Regions from separate parts of the Homo sapiens genome. Here region 2 is linked to region 1. A link is an interaction called in ENCODE POLR2A ChIA-PET data of the cell type or tissue named here. Cell type or tissue: K562. All regions are shown on one strand. Each heading gives the region's core, and the rest is flanking DNA. Links, peaks and the distances in the headings are about the cores only. Region 1 has its middle 38 kb from the start of MYLIP. Region 2 overlaps JARID2 (jumonji and AT-rich interaction domain containing 2).

Region 1 (4,397 bases), core at 103-4,102:
AGAGTCTTGCTCTGTCACCCAGGCTGGAGTGCAATGGCGTGGTCTCGGCTCACTGCAACCTCCGCCTCCTGGGTTCAAGCAATTCTCCTGCCTCAGCCTCCTGAGTAGCTGGGATTACAGGCATGCACCACCATGCCTGGCTAACTTTTGTTTTTTTAGTAGAGATGGGGTTTCACCATGTTGGTCAGGCTGGTCTCAAACTTCTGACCTCAGGTGATCCACCCACCTCGGCCTCCCAGAGTGCTGGGATTACAGGTGTGAGCCACTGCACCTGGCCCTTAACTCTCTATCTTTTTATATTCAGAGCTCCACATCTTTCAGTAATATACAATACTGCTCATTCCGCATCAGGGCTCACTTCCCTTCCTTCTCCTTCGAGGTTTTAGGGTTATCTTTGAGTCATCTGTGGTCAGCTGAGAAGAAATGAACAATTTATTCTATTTTGAAAGAGCAACATACGTTGAAATTCTGAACCCCACAACTGACATTTTGCAGCTTGTTCTCCCAATCCTAAGCTCAGAAACAGCTTCCCATCGAGCTCATACAGACCTTTTCTCCTACTGTAAGAGGGCAGGAGTAGGGGTGGGGGTGTTGGTAAATAGTGACTCTTCTCACCGAGGTGCCAGGCACTATCATTTATTAATAGCTATGTGGTGAAAAAGCATGACTTAAAAGCTAGGTGAACAAGAACAAAAATTTCTCTGCTCAATCAAAGAGTGTGTTACTGTACAGCCACTGTAGCTGCAAATAGTCCCTAATTCATAAAATGATTGTGTTTTAGAAAACTCAACATATATACATGTGTCAGTACATTGGTGTGTCTGGGGCTAACAGTGGCTTTCTCTCATGAAAAAGGATGAAAGGGAACATATGGAAGCTTACTGAATCCATAATAATATTAGCTAGCAATAGTTAACCCTTATTAATCTCTTACTCCCTGCAAGGTACAACAACTATTATTATTAGCTATTATTATCACTCCTATATTGCAGAGATAAAACCAGGGTTCAAGGGGTTAGGCAAGTCAAGGTCACAGAGCCAGTAAGTGGTAGAGACTTAAATCTGGTAGGCCCTTTGCCATTCTTCTCTACTTACTGCTGGCATAAAATGGTGAACAGGACAAGGAACACTGGCCTGAAACTGGCCTCAAACCTTGGTTTCCTGCAGGAGGGAGACTGACCGCTTTGGAAAAACAAAGCAAGAGAGGAAGTGATTTTTATTTCCTGCCGTTATGTGTACAGTAGGCATTCAGCAAGTATCTGAAGAAGTCAACTCCAGTTTTGTGCCTCTTCCTCTCTCCCAGGCAATCTCTAGCGTCAGCAAACCTAGATGACTTCTAGTCCCTGCCACAAGCAGCTCAACCACCCCAATCACCAGGCTGCCTGCCTCACCATCAAGTCCCGCTCCTAATCCTATGGAAATAACCAGGCCATTAATTCACTCAGTTCATATTTACTATACTACACGTCTACTATGTGCGTTGTTAATTCCTGGGAATGCAGCAGTAAACAAGAGACCTTGTTTCTACCCTCACTAAGCAAGAAAACAAAGATATACATAGGAATTACCATCTGTATTTTGTTCAAGAAGAGAAAGCAAACCTGGATGTTCAATAAAAAGATTAAAATTTAAGATCAGCTAAACGATGAGAGATTCATATTACAGAATATAATGCACCCATTGAAATGATTATATGGGTTGTACAGAAAAACTTACTGCCATGGAAATACATCCACATTCTATGAACTGAAAACAGTTAATACAAATAATGTATTTGGGGTAAAAATATAACAAGACATAGATAAGCACTAACAACAACAACAACAACAACAAAATAAACTAAAAGGGGTCTCACCATGCTGCCCAGGCTGGTCTTGAACTCCTGGCTTCAAGCAATCCTCTTGCTTTGGTCTCCCAAAGTGCTGGGATTACAGGCATGAACCACCATGCCCGGCTGAATTTTTTCCTTACATGGCTTTGCCTTACTTGAGATGAAAACTTTATGGGGTCATTCTACCGATAAGTCCCTTGAGTTAGCAGCACCATTTCACTGATAGGTTTACACTTACCAATTTTTCTTTCTTTCATTAGTATAACAAGCAGGTCAATAATTTCAATGTAATTAAATAACAATATTCAACAGGAATATTAGTTTGAGTGACATGTGATAACAACATTCAACAGGAATATTAGTTTGAGTGACGTGTAATGTTTTAGGTCACCAACAGTTATTAATGACAATTTCTTTTTCTTCTTTTTCTTTTAGGCTTTAGGATTCAAATAAGAAAGTCTACCTTTGCCAGAAAGCAGGGACGATGCATCCTTCTTCAAGGCCAGCCCCAAGCAGACTCTTTAGACCTGAGGTCAAACTGTAAAATGAACAATTATCTTTCCTGCTAGACAGGCTCCCCCTGAAGTCCTGCCCTACCCTAATCTCTGAGCATCTCACCTGCCCTGGACACACTGCTTTGGTAGAAGGAGCACCTCATTGTTATCAACACCCACCAGACAGCACTGCAATCTAGTTTTCCATTCATTTCAGCCTACTCTCCATATCTGTCCCATTGAGGTAGACTTATTTCTGTTCTAATGAAATTGATTCAGAAATGAATTTTTAAAATCCTGGGGGGATTAATAACTTATTTCTCTTGAACAAAGTTTTAATCTCAGTTTTTATTTATCTGTGTAAAACAAATAATTGCAATACAGATCTGTAGAACTGCTTCTGTGTGCTCCAAATATCTGGCCAGAGTTTGTCTAGTCCCTGTTAAGTTGCCAAGGAGGGAAGTCTTCCCAAGCAGGTAGGCATAGAAGCCAGCTGAAATGGCTGAGGAATGCTCTACTAAATCCATGCAGGGCCCTTTGTGCCAGGCCCTTTGTCACTCATCTGGTGTCCATCTCAGCCTCACACCTGCCTGTGGCATCTCCAAAGTCTCTGATGGGACTTTGGGTGCCTCCTTGCCGGGTCAGTCAGAGTGATCATGTTGCCTGCTCATGACATTGCCTCCAGGTTCTCAAACAACCTAGGATCCCAGTTAGTGAGCCAGCACATCCAGGATTGGCCTCTCCCAATTCCCAACATCCCAGGATCCAATATAGTTAGATAGTTATTACACCTTTATGATGTTATTTTCACTTGAGTTATCTTGAACATTGGCTTGCTCATGAGTTATTTCGCAAATGCAGAATGAACCTCAGTGTACATATCAATGTGCATGATAGGAAAGCAATACAGTATAGTTCAGAAACAACCACCATACAAAGATACTAGCATCAAGCTGTCTTCTTCTCTGATTATATAGTGATTGAATAGCTCCTAAGATCAATAGACCCAATTTGTCTCATAAAAATTACACACACACACACACACACACACACACACACACACACACACATCCTATCTGGTTTTACTTGTTTGTCTAGTTTGGGGAAGAATTTTTAATAAAGGAAAACTTTATTCTAACAGTCCACATTTGCCCATATAAGTTTCTATTTCTTATTTGGGAAAAATTGCCATTTCCAAAAATAAGTACAAAGGAGACTGATATAGATTTCCAAATACCTCCATGAATATCTTATATTCCATGTAAGGTAATTTTGAGCTCTTCCCCAGCAACAAGTTATTATGTATAAGAAGAAGACACACTGTTTATAATGTATTTTCCACCAAAGAGCTGAAAGCAGTTTACAGACATGACCTCATTTGGCTTTATAACAGTCTAAAAGACTGAAACAGACTGTATTTTTTTGATATGTTTGGGTAACAGATATTGAAGTCATCAAATTGACACCCCCACACCAAATCACTATATTACATACTATATTGGAAACAAGAATCTCTGTATGACTCCAAACTTCTGAGTTTATGTTAGCTAGCCAAGATTGCAAGTGGCTGAACATCAAACTATAGCAACAGCCAACTTAAATTACAACACACCAGTGTAAATAAAGAGGCCATGAGTAATATGCTTTGTACAGTAGCAGACACTTATACTCAGTTCGAGAGTATCACTACATTCTGCTGCATTCAAGGATAGTGATCTCATTTGGATGTCCCCTCAAAATCTCATGTTGAATTGTAATCCCCAGTGTTGGAGGTGGGGCCTGGTGGGAGGTGTTTGGGTCATCAGGGTGGATCTTCATGGCTTGGTGCTGTTCTCTTGATAGTGAGTGAATCCTTACGAGATCTGGTTGTTGTAGAGTGTGGCACCTCCTACCACTGGCTCTCTTCTCCTTGCTCTTGCTTTAGCCACGTGAAGTCCCTGCTCCCCTTTACCTTCCACCATGATTTTAAGCTTCCTGAGGCCTCTGTAGAAGCGGATGCTGGCGCCACGCTTCTGGTACACCCTGCAGACTTGTGAGCCAATCAAACCTCTTTTTTTTTTCTCTTGAAACGG
Region 2 (4,397 bases), core at 129-4,128, 660 kb after region 1:
GAGGCGAGATGACTGCTTGAGCCCAGGAATCCAAGGTTGTAGTTAGCCTATGATGACACCATTGCATTCCAGCCTGGGTGACAGAGTGAGACCACAACTACCTCAAAAAAAAAAAAGAACAAGAAAAAGATTCCTTTTCCTAATAGTTGGTTTAGCTACTCTTAGAATTTGTTTACACACTCAAAAACATGCAAATTGTTATTCCACAGCAGATACTCTGCCACCATTGGGGATACAAAGATAAACAAGGACCCATCCCTACTCAAGTGGACATAGCCTAGAAAGCAAAGACTACCTATTCCTCGCCCCACCCAAACACAGGCAAGACAATCACATATGGATGATGTTGCTTTCAACCAATTCTGTGAATAGCTTTAAGTATGAGGATGGAGCTATCAAGACAATTAATGAGGACTATACTCTAGAAGTTTTTTTTTTTTTTGGGGGGGGGGTTTGTTTTTTTTTTGTTGTTTTTTTGAGACAGAGTCTCGCTGTGTCCCCCAGGTTGGAGTGCAGTGGTGCTATCTCAACTCACTGCGGCCTCTACCTCCCGGGTTCCAGCGATTCTCCTGCCTCAGCTTCCCAGGTAGCTGGGATTACACGTGTGTGCCACCAGGCCCAGCTAATTTTTGTATTTTAAGTACAGACAAGGTTTCACCATGTTGGCCAGGCTGGTCTCGAACTCTTGACCTCAGGTGATTCGCCAGTCTTGGCCTCTCAAAGTGCTAGGATTACAGGCATTAGCCACCATGCCTGGCACTAGAAGATTCTATCATTGCATGAGTTCATGTCCTTTGTAGGGACATGGATGAAGCTGGAAACCATTATTCTCAGCAAACTACCGCAAGGACAAAAAACCAAATATGGCATGTTCTCACTCATAAGTGGGAATTGAACAATGAGAACACTTGGACACAGGAAGGGCAACATCACACACCAGGGCCTGTTGTGGGGTGGCGGGAGGGTGGAGGGATAGCATTAGGAGACATACCTAATGCTAAATGATGAGTTAATGGGTGCAGCACACCAACATGGCACATGTATACATTACGTAACAAACCTGCACATTGTGCACATGTACCCTAGAACTTAAAGTATAACAAAAATATATATCTAACAAAAAAAGAAGATTCTATCATTGCAAATTAAAGCCATTGAGCCTAAAGGAAAAAATATTCTTGCATGATATTTACCTTATTGTGTAGAAAAAAACCCACTTACCATAAAAACCCCTCCTTAAAATTTCCAAAAGCAGAAATGAACCCAATTTTCTTCTAAAACAAGTCACTTTGGTTGCTGCCTTTCATCACCCGCCAGACTCCCATCTTACAATAAAATAGGAGGGAGGCAGTGAGGGAACAGGAAGTATACGGCGACAGTAGTAAGAAGAAACATTCAATTCTCATCTTAGTTAAAGCACTGTGCACTACTTGCAATTGCACTAGGCAGTCAAGTGAGGTATTAACATCAAGCAGCACTCTGCATTAAAAAAAAAAAAGGTATGTCTAACAACCCCATATAAGCACTCACATGTGAACCACAAGTGACATTAATGGCTGTCACCTCCTTCACAAACCAGGTGACTCCAAGCCCTCACAATTCCAGCATCTAGTGCCTTTCACGTAAGATGCCAGGAACCAGTGTCTACACATTCACACTAAGGAAGATTCAGGAACTGATCAAATGTTCCCAGGAGGGTCAGAAACTGCTGAAAAAGATCAGGGTGGTGTTTAGACTTGTCCTTTGGGGGTGTGAAAAGGCAAGGAGGGCAAAGGGATGAGACAAAAATGTTACTGTTTAAAAGCCTAGCAAGAGCTTAGAGGAGGAAGGAAAGAAACTTGTATCCAGCAGTTTCCATGGCAACCACAAAGCATACTAGACCATAATTTACATGGGGGGTGGAAGTGATATCCCTGCAATCTGATCTCCGAGGTAACAGAAAAAGGAAATGGCCACTGCAGTAATAAAAATGAAGTTCCAGCCTTTTTTGTTTTCTAGAAAATAAACAAATGCGGAAGAAGCTAGTATGTTTGCCAGGAGCCTGAAGCAAATAATGGGGGTGAATATGAAGTCCCAACAAGTGTTCGCCAACATCTAAACCTGCAGAGGATGCAAATATTCTGCGGCAGGTCCAGGCTTTGCGATTCCTTCCATCACACTACAACTCACATGCTCTGAACTCTTAGGACAGAGTGTGGTGCAGGTTTATGCAGAAGAATTGAGTATCTAATAAGACCTCTCTAGAGACAGACCCAAGTCTAGCAGGAACAGGAACTTGTTAAAGAAAGAAGACCCAGGTTTCAAACTCATAAAACACAATTTCAGGAAGATAAGCATAAATGGCAAGGTTAAAAATAAATTGCACACAGCCACAAAGGGTTGCCAGACACAGCCCTCCTTTACATTCCTGCAAAGTGCTACTCCAAATATATCAAGGTGCTGATGTACCCCCCATTACTCAGGCCAGTTATGTAATTCTTTAACAAACACATACACTTAAACAATGTAAATGTATACTATAAATAAGCCTTTTGATCAAAACCATAAAATGGCACTGATGGCTTTCAAATGGTAAAATCTCCTGACCTCCTTGTAATTATCCAAGAATCTATTAGGCTTAAGTCACCTCATCCTCTGGGGGTTGGAAAAACAGCAAGCAAGCAAGATTGGGGTTTGTTTTTCATTTACTAAGGTGAAGACAGGAAACCCTCTTGGAGCTCTTCCACTCCCTACTATAACTGAAGGAAGCTAGTGCTGTCAGTCCACATCCATTCAACAAATATTGATTCAGTGCCTCTGAGCACATCTTGGCTTAGACTGATTTGGGAGCCAACACTTAAGCATAGTAACCTCCTACATAGTGTGGAGACAGGTTATTTCATTTAATTCTACAAACTACCTGGGTTCTTGGTCATTTCCAGTCTGCCTAGCTGGGCCTGTCCAATGTGCAGCCTGCCCAACATCCACGTGCGTCCTTTTGAATATCAACTAACCATCTTGCCTCCAGCTCACCATCTTGGTAAAGAAAAGTTTATAATTCAATCCTGCCTTCTCTCTCAGCCAGCTTGTGAAGTCCATCGGTAAAGAGAATGCCCTGAAGCACACAAAGCCTTCTAGAAGCAGCCTGTTAAGAAGCACAAAGAACCCTTCACTTGTCAAACCTCGGCCCCACTCGAGGATTATTAAGAGTCACAATCTCGAAAACTCTGGCCCTTCCTGAGTGGCAGGTCTCAAGTAGCTGCTGTCCCCTCCCAAGGCAAACTGCCCAGTACTCAAGAAGCTCATCATGTTATTACTATAACTGCACTGCACCCAGCTACCATGTTCACAGAAACAGGTACAGGCCTGTTTCCCTGCATTAGATTGGCTGAGAAACCCACAGCTGGCAGCTCACATCATGCTATTAGGACGTCAAAGAGGACTGACTTACCCAGAAAAGCACAATACTAAAAGGGTCTCCTCCTTTTCTCGCTCTTATTACATCTCCCAGATATGGGAAAATGAAGTGCACACATGACCATATTGAAGCTGCCGCAATTTCCCTAGTCACTCTGCTTGTGTTCCACAAACTTCACGCATCTTTCTTTTGCAGCACACTTGCGCTCTTAGTCCATTTGAGGCTTCTATTACAGAATGCTTAACACTGCGTAACATATAAAGAACAGAAATTTATTTCTCACCATTTTAAAGACTGATGGACAGGCATATGGTGATGGCCTTCATGCCATTACCTAACATAGTAGAGTAGAAGGCAACATATGGCAAGAGAGACAAAAGGGGGCCTATCTTGTCCTTCTATAAGGAATCCACTCCCATGATAAAGGTATGAATCCACTCCCACGATAAAGGTATTAATCCACTCAAGAGGGTGCAGCCCTCATGACCCCAACACCTCTACATTGGGGAACAAGTTTCTAACACATGAAATTTGGGGGGCACATTCATACCACAGTACACCGCAACAAAAATTATTTACTTCTCTACTTTCCCTGGGATGCAGATTTCTGTGGCTCAAAACAGGCTTAAATCAATCATATGTAGCTGCATCTCAGCACCTGAGAAAACTATTAGCATGCGTTTTCATTTACAAATTAGCACCTATGCATATGTGCTCCTTGGAGGTCACAATCCTCTGAAGGTTAAAATGGAATCACTTTGCCACACCCCAGAATTCTCAGGCCACTCCAAAAATTTTGAAGGTACAACTATACTATTCTCTGTTTGTCATCAGTACATTATGATGGCTCTTCATTGACTTATTTAAGGTGAGCAGACATCATTTACTGAGTCTGTATTACATACCGGGAGCCTTGTCTCCCAGACAAGTATAGTCTTCTGTGCCTCAGTGTTCTCATCGGTAGGATGGGGATGATAATAAAATAACGTATCTTAATGAT

Evidence for each region. Peaks named below come from ENCODE experiments on the same cell type or tissue, not always from the same donor. Only the 100,000 strongest peaks of a DNase experiment are listed, where the experiment ranks them.
Region 2: POLR2A ChIA-PET joins it to region 1 with 5 read pairs; 1 of 35 experiments calls an interaction of 5 or more read pairs at or near these places.

What each region holds. Positions count from the first base shown.
Region 1 is chr6:16,089,198-16,093,594 of GRCh38, reverse strand. No RefSeq gene overlaps it. Among named protein-coding and RNA genes, the nearest start is that of MYLIP, 38 kb to the left of the region's middle. In K562, for the core only: no CTCF peak of the experiment used is centred there; a DNase peak (open chromatin) is centred at 2,448.
Region 2 is chr6:15,424,986-15,429,382 of GRCh38, reverse strand. All of the region lies in intron 3 of JARID2 (jumonji and AT-rich interaction domain containing 2), which reads right to left. Among named protein-coding and RNA genes, the nearest start is that of DTNBP1-AS1, 120 kb to the left of the region's middle. In K562, for the core only: no CTCF peak of the experiment used is centred there; a DNase peak (open chromatin) is centred at 1,882.